5 separate regions of the Homo sapiens genome follow, and regions 1, 2, 4 and 5 are each linked to region 3. Evidence: chromatin contacts called from ENCODE Hi-C or POLR2A ChIA-PET data. All regions are on one chromosome and are shown on one strand. The core of a region is the stretch at or near the end of the contact, and the rest is flanking DNA. Distances in the headings are between cores, read along the strand shown.

Region 1 (2,700 bases), core at 126-2,625, 1.1 Mb before region 3:
GAGGAGACTCCACAAGTGTAAGGGTACAACCCACCGGCTTCTCCTATCGGTCCCCACCTCGGCGGATGGGCCCCACCCCAAGACAACCGAGCACAGAGAGACCGGCTGGGAGGAGCTTCGCAGGATGCCAGCACAATCCCCAGCTAAAACCAAACTCGTCGCTCATCCTGGGACCAGCCAAGGCCTGTCCTCAGCTCCGCCCGCGGCCCAGCGCCTGCGTTTTACAGCACCGGAGGCTGGATGAGGGGCCAGGGAAGGGAGTGCTCTTCCGACCACGGGGCGGGAGGGAAGGGGGCAGCCAGAAGCCTGGTTCCAATTTGGGAGCCTCCCCCGGATCTGCGCGGCCCCTGTCCACGTCTTAGTCTCAGCAGGGAAGGGAAGAGGAACCGCGAGGTTTCGCCTCGGGGCGGCTCGTCTGCGAGTGTGTGTCAGCCCCTCGGATCGCAGCCTGCGCTTGTCCCGGGAGACGGCGCGTCCGGCGCGGCGGTCGGGATTCTGGGCTGGGATTCTGGGCGGCGGCGGCGCTGCCGTCGGGCGGGAGCTGAGCGTCAGGGTTCCCGGGCGCGGGCGACAGTGGAAACGCTGGAGGGCAGGGAGAGGGTGCCAGGGCGCACCCGCGCGGGGCGGCGGCGGGGGAAGGGATTAAGGAGGCTGGTCTCCGGGGATTCCCCCGCCCCGATCGGGGCCGCGGCGGGCGCGGGCGGCCTCACGCCACCTCCTGCTTGCCCTGGCAGCGACGCCCGCAGCCATAGAGCGCCGAAAGCAGGTAGAGGCCGTGGCAGACGCCGCCGCAGACGGCGGCCGCCAGGAAGGCGTGGTAGGCGCAGGGGAGCGGGTAATCCTTGAGGTTGCAGTAGCTGTGGCGCTGCATCTGGTCGCTCATGATGCCGGTGGCGGCGCCGTAGAGCGCGGCCGCCAGCACATCGTGCGCCACGTTGACCATGAGCCAGCGCGAGCCCAGCACGGGGACCAGCTCGTGCTTGCCCAGCAGCGTGAGGAAGTAGAGGCCCAGGGTGAGCAGCCAGAAGAGCACGGACACGAAGAGCGCGAAGTGCACGGGGCCCTGGTACTTGCTGGTGGCGATAGTGATCCAGAAGGCAGCGCCGGCCAGCAGCTGCAGCAGCCGCAACACGCCCAGCGGGCTGCGCAGGAAGGGCCGCTGCAGGCGCACCGCGCCGCGGGCCGCACGCGCCTGGGGCGGCGGCTGGCGCGGGGGCGGCGGGAGCATGGCCCCTGGGCGCGGTGGCGGCGGCGGCGGCGCCCCGAGCAGCGGAATGGCGGCGCCTTGCTCGCGGGGGCAGCACGGCCCAGGTGCCCGCTGCGCCCGCCGCGGCCTCCTCGCCTTGCTCCCCTCTTAGTCCTCTCTTCCTCTCCTCCTTTCCCCACCCTTCCTCTCCTCTCTCCTCCCCTCGGCCCTCCTCGCCTTCTGTCTCCAGCTCTCCACCCTTCCCACCCGCCCCTTTCCCTTCCCCTTCCCCTCGGCTGTCTCCTCCCCCGCGCGCTCCTCCCGGCTTCCTGCCATCTCTCTTTCCATCTCGCTCACCACCCTGGCGCCCCCCTTTCCCCTCTGCGCCAGGCCCCCAGCTCGGATTCCTTCGTCCTCGGGCCAGGGCAGGGCGCATCTCCCAGCCCGACGCGGGCCTTCCGCCCTGTCCGCCCGTGCGCTGCTGCGCCAAGTTTGCCACATCTGGGGCCGCCCCTGCCCGCCCTGCCTCCTCCTTTTCCCTCTTTCCTGCCATAGCGCCCACCCCGGGCCTCTGGGCTCTTCCTGGGCGCGGGAGGAGAGCAGTGCTGGTTTTGAACTGGCATCCACTGTCACCTGGACATCCGCAGTCTCCTGCCAGGGCCCGCCTCGTCCTGTCCAAAGCTGTCCGAGTTACCCATGTCGGAGTAAGAGTCCATCACCCACCAGAGGCACCGCCACTCGTTCCACTCGGCACAAGCTTATTGTCCACACCCTCTTTTATCCAACCCTTCCTTGCCATCCTTCTGTCTTGCCCACATTCAAAATACGCTACCTAACATGGCTGGGACACAAACCCAGGGCCAAGAGGAAGCAAAGCCCACGGACTTAACTACTAGGCCGAACTGCCTGTGATGGAGGCTAACGATGCTTTACATTATTATTATTCCGTGCCACCGCTTTACCTGAGTTCTCATTTAACCCTCAAAACAACCACAGAGATACACGCAACTCCCCTCATTTTGCTGAGGAGGAATGAAGCCTACCTGGGTTCAGACCAGGAAGCTGGTAACTACCACCAGTCTCTCTTCTCTCCTTCATGCTCAACCTTTGTGCCCATGGCATCTTTCTTTTTTCTTTTTCCTTTTTTTTGTGGGGGGGGGGGTGGGGGGCGGTGGGGTAGAGTACTGTTCTGTCGTCCAGGTTGGAGGGCAGTGGAGCAATCTCTGCTCACTGCAACCTCCGCCTCCCGGCCTCAAGTGATTCTCCTGCCTCGGTCTCCCAAGTAGCTGGGACTACAGTCGCGAGTGCCACCACACCCAGCTAATTTTTGTATTTTTTTTAGTAGAGACAGGGCTTTGCCATGTTGGCCAGGCTGGTCTCGAGCTCCTGACCTCAAGTGATCTGTCCCCCTTGGCTCCCAAAGTGCTGGGATTACAGGCGTGAACCACCAAGCCAGGTCATGACATCTTTCTAAAAGACAGACCTGATGTTTGTTACACTGCTTCCCCTACTGA
Region 2 (2,700 bases), core at 175-2,674, 1.3 Mb after region 3:
TTTGAGATAGGGTCTCACTCTGTCACCCAGGCTGGAGTACAGTTGCACGACCACAGCTCACTGCAGCCTTGACCTCTCCGGCTCAAGCCATCCTCCCACCTCAGTCTCCCTAGAAGCTGGGACAGGTGTGCCCCACCAAACCTGGTTAATTTTTATTTTTTTAAATTTTTTTGTAGAGACAGGGTCTTGCCGTGTTGCTGGGGCTGGTCTAGAATTCCTGGGCTCAACTGATCCTCCTGACTCAGCCTCCCAAAGTGCCGGGATTCCAGGCGTGAGCCACGTGTCCGGCCCCTAGAAAATGACAGAGAGTGGTGGGGATGTCTGGGAGAACAGCATTGCAGACAGGGCCCTGAGGCAAGGCCCTGAGTTAGGAGCAAGGAGCACAGCCTGGCAGACTGGGGGGCAGGTGAGGAAAGGGCAGGAGGAGTTGGGGTCAGAGAGGGAGTTGGGGCCATTCTAGGGGTGGCCTTGTAGGCATTGTAAGGATCTGGGTTTTCACTGGTGGTGAGGTGGGGACGCCATGGACAGCATGAGAAATGGTCTGGTCCGGCGTGGAGAATGCACTCCACCGGGAGGGCGTCAGGGGGAGCCTGGCTAGGAAGCTGGTGGGAGGCTGGGAATCCAGGTCCCGGACTCAGCTCTTCTTTTGCATTGACTTGGCCCTTGGCCCGCCCCAAACTTGAGGTTTGAACTGTTGAGGTCAGAACCTACCATGAACTCCAGCCTGGAGGAAAGATTTCTAGGAAGGCCTTGAAGTTCAGTTATAACCTGAGTGATGGTCTCATTAGCATTATAAAAGTTCCAGGATGGGGTTCTGCAGCACTGGGCCCGGGCAGTGGTCCAGATGCTGACGAGTGGTGTAGCGTCGGGCAAGTCTTCTCACCTACTGAGCAGACTCAGTTACTTCATCTGTAAAATGGGACTAAACGTCCCGGTTGCCTCAGCATCAAATGAGATCGTTCGAAAGCACCTTTTAAACATCATTACCGATTACAAAAAGCAAATGGGAAGTCGGAGCCGACCTCAGAGGGCTGACTTGGCACAGCACTTCAAATTTCTCGTTTTACAAAGCACGAGGCGCGAGTTTGTCTCGCTGTCAGGACCTGCTTCCCTCTCACCTAGCACCCGCCCCGGGCCCGAGAGCCGCGGTGCGGCCGTGCGTACAGGAGGGAGGGAGGCGGTGTGGGGTCCCGGGCAGAGCTGCTGAGAGCCCCGGCCCCGCATCTGACTCGCGCTCTCTCGGCGGGACTCCGGGCCAGGGCCCCCAGGCCGGCGCGCAGGGCGGGGAGCGGCTGCGGGCGGGAGGACGGGCGGGGCGGCGGGCGGCTACGCGGCCTGGGCGGAGCCGCCCCCGCCCTGGCCCTCGCGGTTGCCCTGCCCCCGCCAGCCCCAGGCTCCCCGGGCCCGCGCCGCGCCGCTCTTTCTCCGACAGCCGCCGGGGGTGCCCTGCAAGCTGTTCCGCGCGTCCTGCCCGTCTGTCCCCGCGGGTCGTCGCCCGCCACAGCCGCGCCATGACCACCCAGCAGATAGACCTCCAGGGCCCGGGGCCGTGGGGCTTCCGCCTCGTGGGCGGCAAGGACTTCGAGCAGCCTCTCGCCATTTCCCGGGTAAGAGCAGCTGGGACGTGCGTGGAAGCGGGGCGCTATGGGAGGTGATATGCGGAGACTGGGGCCCCGCGGGCGCGGTCGGGGACGGAGTCGGAACCGCAGCCGGGCGCGTCCAGGTGCGCTGTTAGTTGAGCGCTCTCCGCGCGCCCGGGCCCCGCCGCTCCCCGCCGCCCCTTCGCGGAGGCTGCGCTCCCGGGCTGGTCGGCCCGCCGCGGGCGCGCTCCGTGTCCGCCAGAAAAAAAGAAGGCAGTTTTCGTTCTTTGGCCCCGGAAGCGCGGCGGGGCGGGTGTTAGTTCTTTGTCAACCAGCGAGGGGACGAGGGTCCCCGCAGATCCCGCGCGCTGGGAGATGGCACTTCTCCCTTCTTCCCAGATCGCAGTGCAGCCGAACGCAACAGGAAAGACCTGGAAAGTGAGGTGGGGTGGGTGGGAAGTTTACTGGGGTGGGGGGCAAGTGGGATTAACCTAAAAAAACAACCGAAACACGCTCTTTGGACTTGACCCACGGCCGAGGCTCGCCCCTCGAATGGCTTTTGGAGAATGTGCTGGATTCGGGAAATAAACACAACAAACAAACTCAAGTAAACCCTCTTGGTCATTCTCCCCTCTGCAGAACGTGGCCCCGCCGTCATTCTTCCTAGCATTCCCAGATTATCTCTTTCCCCTCCCCGCACCAGCCCTTTTTTCTCAGGGCATGAGTAGATACTGCGATGGGGTGTCCACCTGGGGTGGGGTTGAGGTGCTTGAAATCTAAGAGGGGCTTCGGATCTTTAGAAGGACTCACGTTGAATCAGGGGCCACCAGAACCATTGCCCCCCTAATAAAGTGAAACCCCCAGGGAGACCCAGACTCAGTGTTCAGAGGTCTGGGCTTTGGCCATTTAATCTGGCCAAACACAGGTTGATGTCCCACTAAGAGATGTCACGTTCAGTGCTTGGGCACCAAGAAGAGACTCAGTAAGTACCTCGAATGAGGAAAGGGAGAAAAAGAAGTCCCCTTTCTCCCCACCCATGGCCACTCCTTGCCTGTAGGCGGCACATTCCATTCTTGGGCTCATCTGCCTGCTGAAGCTGCCCTTCAGCTTGTCTCCCAGA
Region 3 (2,700 bases), core at 99-2,598:
CCATGCCAGTACTTACCTATTTCCTTTTTTTAAAGTGGCTGTATAGTTGGTAAATCATTACCAGCAAAAAGACCTATTATGGAGCCAGACTGAGTGGGTCTGGTGTTTCAGCAAGCCACTCAAGCTCTCTGTGCTTCAGTTACCTCATCTGTAACAGGAACATTTTCACCGTACCTGCTGCATAGGGTTTCTGTGAGAATTTAATGAGCCAATATCGTTCAGAATAGTGCCTGGCAGATGAACGCCCTCGTGGTGACTCCATGATTTATTTACCTAACATTGAAGAACTGTTTTAAGCAAGGGAGTGAGCGATATAATCTGGTTTCTTTTTAGAATAAAAAAAACATCACCCTGGCACCTGTTGGGGATGTTAAACGGGAGGAAGATCAGTCAGTGATGGATATCTTCTTGTGAGACTCTTGCAATACATAGTGATACGGAAGACTGGTTGGTACTGGCAGAGGAAGGAGAGGAAAAATAAACTCTTGAACCACTTTTAAGAGACCAAATGCTAGAACTTGTTGACTGCTGATGGCTGAGAAGAGACAATCTGACAAGTTCGAGATTTTTGGCTTAGTGGCCTGTGTAAATGGTGGTGCCACATTCGTATATTTTTTTTTTTTTAAAGATTTTTTGTTTCAGTGTCTACTACGGATCTGGCACTGTTCTAGGTACAGGAAATACGGAAACAGGATCTCTGCTCCGAGGAGCTTACACTCCAAGAGATATTTATGACTGGGAAGAGGAGACCCAGAAATAGTTAAGTAAACACATAAATGAACAAGAATGGCAAGCTAACTTAGCATGTCTTGATTGAACAGTAGGGGTCCAGTAAATATTCAGTAACTTTAAAACATCCAACCCTGTACGAGTTTAACAATCTCTCCTAACGGTGATTACAGGAGCCCGTGATTCATTCACAGCGGCAGACGAGCGCCAGGAAAGGGTTATTTGATCTGATCCCTCAAGTTCCGGAGGCAGCAGGTCAGACGATCGGCCCCATTTGGCAGCCAGGAAAAAAGCTTAAGCATTTTGGCCAAGGTTACACAACCCGAAACACCGGGACGCGGCCCGGAGGCGGCTTCGGCCTTGCGGTCCAGGCTAGGCCACTGCGCCGGGGCCCAGCCTGCTCGGCGCCCGCCCGAGTGCTCGGCAGGCCCGTAGCGCCGCGGCTCCCAGGAGCCGAGGGGCAGCCGGCGCGCAGGCGGCGGTTGCCGGGCCCTCCCTCGGCCCGGCGGCGGTGGCGGCCCCGCGTCGCGAGGCACTTCCGGCGCGTGCCGGGGTGGCCGGATGACGTGGCTGAGTCAGAGGAAGAGGCTGAGGAGGCGCGGGGGGCGGGGGAGGCTCAGGAGCGGGCGGTGACGGCGACGGCGGCGGCAGAGGAGGCAGCGGCTGGGCCGGGCCCCGTGCGTCTGTCCGCGCCCCGTGGATGCGAATCGGCCGCGGCGGAGGCGGCGGCGGCGGAGGAGGCGGCGGCGGGAGGAGGAGTCGGTGAGCCGGCTCCGGGCCGGAGGGGCGCGGAGGATGAGGCCGCTGCCTGGCGCTCTTGGCGTGGCGGCGGCCGCCGCGCTGTGGCTGCTGCTGCTGCTGCTGCCCCGGACCCGGGCGGACGAGCACGAACACACGGTGAGGCGCCCCGGCCGGCGCGGCCGCCCCGGGCTAGCTCCCCAGTTGCCCACTGAGGCAGGCCCCACGCAGCCTGGAGTGCCCGGCGGCCCGGTGGTGCCCCACTGCGGCCCGAGGACTCCTTCCGGTTGGGCCTGGCGGAGCAGGAACCTTGGGAGCGTGGAGGAGGCATTTCCGTGCGCTCCCGGGACAGGGCTCCGCTCCCGAGTGACAGGGTCTCCTTCCCCCGGTCTGGGCCTCAGTGGCGCCGCACCCCAGGGTCTCGGGGTTCCTGGGACCCTGGGGCCAGGAAGGAGCCTGGGAAGGGTTGAGGTTCATCCACCGCGGGAGCGGGGCAACGGGCAGGCTGGGCTCGGGGCTTTTGCCCCCCAGGGAAGGAGACTGCCTTCTGGCTACTGAGGGCTGCGACGCCGAGGAAGATGGATGCATCGTGATTACCCGGCAGCCACTAACCAGGAAATATCCTACACTTTATGGTCTCCTTTGGCTTTTATCGCCCGCTTCTGCCCAGACCGGATTAAAACCCTGGGGTGGGGCAGCATTAATAAACTTGAATTGAAGAGCAGTTTATACTTACTTGTAAGTGCACCCAACCTACACGCGTTCAATTCCTAGGCCTTTCTTGTAACTTTCTCCTCACCTTCCAGCCCCTAAGTGAGACCCCCATCCCGATAGTCTCTAACTAAGGCAGCTTCTGACAGTAAAGGGTCTTGACGTTTCCCAGTCTTCAGGTCAGGGCCAGAAACAGTCCCTTTTGCATTTGGCCTAAAGGTGATTGGCAGTTTGTTTAATTGGTATTCTCACATCAAAACGTGCATGTGAACGACTCTTCAAATGGCTTTCACTTAGGGCTGTAACTGTGGTTTTCAGAGTGGTAGACTTGAGCAAGGCAGGAAGGTCAGGTAAATTGAGAGTTTGCTTGACGAGTAATTGTTTTTTATACCTTTACCATTAATGATAGGAGTTTCTATGAGAGACTGTGTTTGTACTAAATCAGAACGATCTGAGGGAGTCTTATGTCATTTCTGGTAAGTGAGGAAATGAAGCAGTCGTCCTTACCTATTTAATGGATCC
Region 4 (2,700 bases), core at 15-2,514, 1.0 Mb after region 3:
TGTTCACTGAGAATGTGCTCTGGCTGAAGATGCTTGCAAGGGCAGCTGACAAAAATCAGTTGTGCTCAGCCCAAAGGGCGAGTGTCTTATCTTCAGGGATGTGGGAAGCTGGGCATGGAGGGAGCAAGTTCCAGACCAGTACTTGCTGGCTCTGCGACCTTGGGCCAGCAGATTCCCCACTCTGATCCCTGTCTCTGTTTCCTTTTCTGTAACTCTGAGGGGGACTAGAGGAGGTCAGGAGAATGGCATAGCACAGTGGTTAGCTCTGAACCCCATCTAACACGGTGCCTTCCCCCCACTTGCAATGACCTTGTTGCATTGTATGCACTCTACTTTTCACATTGTAGAGGATCTTATTTATTTACTTGTCTCCACTAAAATGGAAGCTTCCTAAGGGAAAAGGCCTTGCCTGTCTTGTTCTCTGCAGTTAACACTGGGGTCCAGCACTGCCACAGAGCCTCTAAATATATGTGTGTTGCATGAGTGAAATCTCAGAGCCTGGGTTCAAATCCTGGTTGCACCACTTGCTGTGTGACCTCGGACAAGCCACTTAAACTACACCTCAGTTTTCCTGCATAAAAATAGTAATTATTTTCAGTTTTCTCACTAGAAAAATATGGATTAGTAATCGTTCCTCTCTTATCAGGCTAAGAGGATCAAATGAGGAAATATCCGGGAAGCATTAAGCACACTGGCTGGTACAGAGCACACGAATGACAACAGCAAACGTTTATGTAGCACGACGGCCAGGAACTGATCAAAATGCATCACCTATGTTAACTATGTTAATCTTCACTAGATTTTACGAAGTCGGACTATTATGCCATTTTACAGATGGGTAAACTGAGGCCCAGGAGTTAAATAACTTATCACTGTTATTTTACGTCTAAGGTTCCTTCCAAGCTCCCCGTGGGCGACCCTTCCGAAGGACCAGAAGGCGCGCCAGGCCAGCGTCCGGCCCGGCCAGGACGGAAAGGGTTACTAGGCCCGCGCGCCCGTTACCGGCGGAGGCCGGCGGGCTCACAATGCCAGGAGCCGGGCGCCGGACACTTCTTCGCCTCCCATCCGCGCACACGCCCCTTCCTGTCACGGCTGGGCCCGGCCCCGCCCCCGGCACCGCCCGCTGGCCGGGCGCTGCCAGAGTGGACGGTTCCAGAGGCATGCTAATGAGGGGGCGGGCACCGCAGCCCATTGGTTGTCCGCGGAGTGTCGGTGAAGTCAGCGCTGAGTCCCAGAAAAACAGAGCGGGGCCAGCTGCAGCGTGTAGTGCGAGTGGGGCGGACGCGCGCAGCCCGCCCGCCCGGCGACCAGCAAGGTAAGCCCGCGCTCGCCCGCCCGGCCGCGCTTGCCCGCTCGGCGGCGGCAGCGCCGGGGGTGTGCGCGGCTCGGCCCCCGCGGGCGGCGCCTTTGTTCCGCGCTCGGAGGAGGCGCATTTAAAGGGCCAGCTGTTGGAGGGACTTGGGGGACCCCCTCCCCCAGAGCATCCCCCCATGGGCACAGGGAAAGCGGTGGTCCCTCGCGGCCGAACCGTCCATCCTGCCTGCTCGGCGAATCCCCAGTCTTTCAAGGAAAGTTCCCCAGGGTGCGGAGGATCTGGGGGCTTCCAGGGTTGGGGGTTTTTAAATTTCCTTTTTTGGTGGGTGTGGGGTAGTACGATCATGGCCTCTGCTAGGAGAGAATGTCCGCCCGTCTCAGGGTGGCTGCAATTTGGGTGGGTGGAGGAGACATCAAAGCCCGAATGGGTTTGTGCTGTAAAGTGAAACTACCGAGGAGGGGCACCTCTGCAGCAGCCAGAGGAAGGCGGAGGGAGCGAGCGGCGGGATGGAGGCATCTCAGGTGTGTTCATTCATCAGCATCCCCTGGAGAGGGCGGCGGGAGGGGCGCAAGGACGACGCGGTTGGCCGGACCCGCCTGAATGAACGGGGACTAGTATGCGCCGGGGACACGGCGCCTGCCCGTGCCGCCCGTGCCCCTTCTTCTCCCCGAGTGGCTGACAGCATCTTGCTAGGCAGCTCATCACCGACATGGACAGCAAGCAACTCCTTTCTCCGAATTCCCCGGGCATCCCCTGCTACCACCTCGCTGCTTTCCGATGTGGCTTCCTTGATACGTGGTAGCGCCATTCAAGATAGAGGGGAAAGAGGCTTGAAGTCATTATGTTTCCTTCATGGGGGAATGTGCTGTCGAATTCTGCATCCCCATGCATCCGCTGTCGTAAGATGGCTTTGAAATTCACCAGTGCATGCTTTCTCCAGGCAGACAAGAATTTATTACGCTATTACATTGCTACGTAAAAGCAGAAGGGATCCCACTGAGCATGGCTCGTTTTGTTCAGTCCTCGGTTTTTCCCAGCATGTTCTGGGCGAGCCTTTGGATTTTTGTTTTAAACACTGAGCGTTGGGATGCCCCTGTTGTCACAGGGCCGACCTGCTGAAATTGCTGGAATTGGTTTCATCGTCAATAGGAGGGAGGTTCATCTAGAGACATCATGGAACCTATCTGGCGTGTCAGGCCTCTGACTCCATCTCTCCCCTCAACACCCCCCCCCCCGCCCAGCCCCCCGCGCCCTTTTTTCCTCTTAAGTGGAGGCGGGGGATGGATTGGCTGTCTTCACTCTCCTTGTGTTTTGAGCTCCTCTGCTTAGATTCAATTCTGTGGTTTTGGTTGGAAAGGTATCTTGGTGGTGATCGAAGAGAGGAG
Region 5 (2,700 bases), core at 76-2,575, 1.1 Mb before region 3:
AGGATAAAGGTCACTTCTCAGATACCCTGGTCACTCCATGCCCCATCCTATAACCATCCCCCTTTATATACAGGCAGGGGACAAAATAAAGGTCGGCAAACGCTCTGCCTTAGTTGAAAAGCAGGCTGTTGATAGCCCTGGGAGAGAAATGAAAGAAAAAGTAGCTGATGGCCCCATGTTTCTAAAACTCCAAGTTCTATCTAAACTTTGGAGTCGTCAAAAAGTATTTGAACCCTTTCCCAGAAGTGAGCAATACCCAGGGCAGATGAAACTGGTGAGTCCGCCCATTCTTTCTTCAACGTCTGTTAATAAGAGCTGGGACGGTGGCAGGGGACATCCCCCACAACATAGAAGGCTGGAACTGAATTCTCAGATCCCCTGATAGGTCACCCATCCTCCTCCGTGAACAGCGACACACTGGTTCGGTCGGTCCAAAAAGAGAGAACAGGCCTAAAGCCCCAAATCTGCAAGTCGGCGGCCGAATAGCTGTCCCAGTAGTGTGAAGCTAAGTACCCTACTAGAAAGCAGTCTCTGTCCAGCGGCGGATTGCCCCACCACACCGCTGAGCCCCCGGCCCGTATCTGGTCAATTTCCTCTTTTCATTTTCCGCTCACTCCTCCCCCACCAAGTAGGTTCTGATTTATTTCTCCATTCCGCAGAGCGTCCCCAGCTCCAGTCCTCAGTGGCATCCCTAAATCCTGCCAGGGGCTGGTACTGTGAAGTTTCTCCCTTTTCCCTCTGGCTGTGCGAAGCCCCCAACTCCCCAGGAGCGCCGCCGGCCCTCAGCCCGCGGCGGCGGTCCCCACCCCCGCACTCACCCCCTGAGGGTCCTTGACGAAGTAGCTTCCGCTGGAGCCCTGGTAGATGCGCTCGGGAAAGATGCAGCGCTCGATGGCCAGCTCGGCCTGCCGCACCACCGCCTCGAACTCAGGATCCTCCGGGAACTCGTTCCGCTCGCGGTGGGCCTGAGCGGCGTGGGCTGCCGCCGCGGCCTGAGCGGCCAGAGCCTGGGCCTGCGCCGCCACGGTTTGGGTCTGGCCCTGGGCCGCCGCGCCCCGGGCCCGATCCAACAGTGGCTGCCGCTCGCGGTCGTGGCCCGGCGAGCCCGGCGGAGAGGGGCCCGAGCCGGCCGCCGCCGCCACTCGGACCGCGCCCCCGGGCACCTGCGGAAAGTGAGCGCCCGAGCCCGACGGGAAGGTGTAGTCCGGGGGTTGGGCCCGCTCGGGGGACACTAGTGGGCTCGTCTCGTCCATCCCTCAGACAGCCGGCTCCGGGACCCGGCGCGCTCCACACCACTGCGCTCGCGGCCGCGACCAATCCGTGACATCCCCCAGGCCCCGGCCGGCCAACCAGGTCGCGACGCCTCCTTGGCCCCGCCTCTAACCTGCCCTGTTTACTTGGCTACGAATAGGCACGGCCCCTCGCGCGCGAACAGTAGCCAATCAGAACCTGCTCCTACGCAATCGCTGCCTCCGCATTTTTCTCCCCGTCACCTTCTGTGAAGACTGCGCATGCTCCAGGACCCAACCTTGGGTCAGGCACGCCCCCTGCCCCTACTATACCAGCGCCACGCTTAGCTTCCAATTGGCTTACTGGACTTGGGCGCTTTCAAAACAGCAACTATCCTGTCAGTCACTCATTGAGTGCCTACTCTGAACCGGCTGTGAGATTGGAGGAATCTCATCTATGTATCCTCATTCATTCAGTCAGGCACTCATTCATTTATTGAGCACGTACTATGTTCTAAGTGCTAGGGAGACAGCAGTGAAGCAAAGAAACAAAGCTGCTGCTCTACCTCGATGAAACGTTTTTTTTGGGGCGGGGGGTTTGTTTTTTGGGTTTGTTTTTTTTTTTTTTTTGAGACAGAGTGATCAGTCTCCAAAAAAAAAACGACAGAGGTCAAGTGATCTGCCCACCTCGACCTCCCAAAGTGCTGGGATTACAGGTGTGAGCCACTGCGCTTGGCCTGGAAGTAGGTTTTTAAAGGAAAAGAGGCAGTTCCTAACTTGTTTACCAAGAATTTACATTAAAATAACAAGTTATAGATTGGCTATACATTGTACTTTGTATCCCAAATTCGTATCTCAGTTGACCTAACATACTTCCAATGTAGATGTAACAATGTCAGGTTACACTTCAAGTTCGCAGGAACTTGAAGGTAATGGGTGAAGTAGCCAGTCAGGATAAAATGTCTTAACAATTGCCTCCAGGTTTTCCTAGGAAGCCCTGAAGATTTCTTTTTAAAATATTATTATTATTTTTTTAGAGTTAGGTTATCTCTATGTTGCCTGGGCTGGTCTTGAACTCCTGGCCTCAGGCGATCCTCCTCCCTCAGTCTCCCAGAGTGCTGGGGGATTACAGGTGTGAACCACCCACAGTGCAGCCAAAAAATAAAAAATTTTTAAAAGAAAAAAACCCGCCAGGCACAGTGGCTCACGCCTGTAATCCCAGCACTTTGGGAGGCTGAGGCAGGCGGATCACCTGAGGTCGGGAGTTCAAGACCAGCCTGACCAACATGAAGAAACCCTGTCTCTACTAAAAATACAAAATTAGCCGGGCATGGTGGCACATGCCTATAATCTCAGCTACTCGGGAAGCTGAGGCAGGAGAATCGCTTGAACCCAGGAGGCAGAGGTTGCAGTGAGAAACTCTGTCAAGAAAGAAAGAAAAAGAGAGAAAGAGAAAGAAAGAAAGGGAGAG

The links. A loop is a pair of places that touch in the nucleus more often than their neighbours do. ChIA-PET counts read pairs that join two places held with the same protein, here RNA polymerase II (POLR2A). Pooled maps may share reads with other maps.
Region 1: a loop to region 3 is called in a map of breast epithelium, with 23 times the contacts of the local background. The contact joins the promoter of MARVELD1 here to the promoter of TM9SF3 in region 3. A Hi-C loop is called at or near these places in 1 of 168 maps with a recorded cell type or tissue (breast epithelium). POLR2A ChIA-PET finds 5 or more read pairs at or near these places in 1 of 52 experiments (WTC11).
Region 2: a loop to region 3 is called in a pooled map, with 5 times the contacts of the local background. The contact joins the promoter of PDLIM1 here to the promoter of TM9SF3 in region 3. A Hi-C loop is called at or near these places in 2 of 37 single-sample maps with no recorded cell type and 2 of 50 pooled maps.
Region 4: a map of naive thymus-derived CD4-positive, alpha-beta T cell shows a loop between it and region 3 (8-fold over the local background). The contact joins the promoter of SORBS1 here to the promoter of TM9SF3 in region 3. A Hi-C loop is called at or near these places in 2 of 168 maps with a recorded cell type or tissue (CD4-positive, alpha-beta memory T cell and naive thymus-derived CD4-positive, alpha-beta T cell) and 7 of 50 pooled maps.
Region 5: a loop to region 3 is called in a map of CD4-positive, alpha-beta T cell, with 4 times the contacts of the local background. The contact joins the promoter of PI4K2A here to the promoter of TM9SF3 in region 3. A Hi-C loop is called at or near these places in 4 of 168 maps with a recorded cell type or tissue (CD4-positive, alpha-beta T cell, CD4-positive, alpha-beta memory T cell and naive thymus-derived CD4-positive, alpha-beta T cell) and 14 of 50 pooled maps.

The regions. Positions count from the first base shown.
Region 1 is chr10:97,712,405-97,715,104 of GRCh38, reverse strand. It overlaps MARVELD1 (MARVEL domain containing 1), which reads right to left and starts at 1,375. Exons shown (of 2, transcript NM_031484.4): 1 at 1-1,375. The coding sequence starts at 1,228. The coding sequence ends at 707. RefSeq lists a silencer at 484-703 and an enhancer at 1,014-1,063.
Region 2 is chr10:95,289,727-95,292,426 of GRCh38, reverse strand. It overlaps PDLIM1 (PDZ and LIM domain 1), which reads left to right and starts at 1,424. Exons shown (of 7, transcript NM_020992.4): 1 at 1,424-1,607. The coding sequence starts at 1,512. RefSeq lists silencers at 1,067-1,146, 1,197-1,586, 1,637-1,736, 1,757-1,866 and an enhancer at 2,588-2,700.
Region 3 is chr10:96,585,660-96,588,359 of GRCh38, reverse strand. TM9SF3 (transmembrane 9 superfamily member 3) reads left to right here and starts at 1,348. Exons shown (of 15, transcript NM_020123.4): 1 at 1,348-1,626. The coding sequence starts at 1,525. It overlaps LOC105378443 (a long non-coding RNA gene), which reads right to left and starts at 1,296. Exons shown (of 3, transcript XR_946220.4): 1 at 17-1,296. RefSeq lists an enhancer at 181-240 and a silencer at 1,119-1,688.
Region 4 is chr10:95,559,935-95,562,634 of GRCh38, reverse strand. SORBS1 (sorbin and SH3 domain containing 1) reads left to right here and starts at 1,264. Exons shown (of 33, transcript NM_001034954.3): 1 at 1,264-1,315. RefSeq lists silencers at 915-1,284, 1,325-1,434 and an enhancer at 919-1,681.
Region 5 is chr10:97,639,296-97,641,995 of GRCh38, reverse strand. It overlaps PI4K2A (phosphatidylinositol 4-kinase type 2 alpha), which reads right to left and starts at 1,325. Exons shown (of 9, transcript NM_018425.4): 1 at 819-1,325. The coding sequence starts at 1,253. RefSeq lists silencers at 1,006-1,235, 2,400-2,583.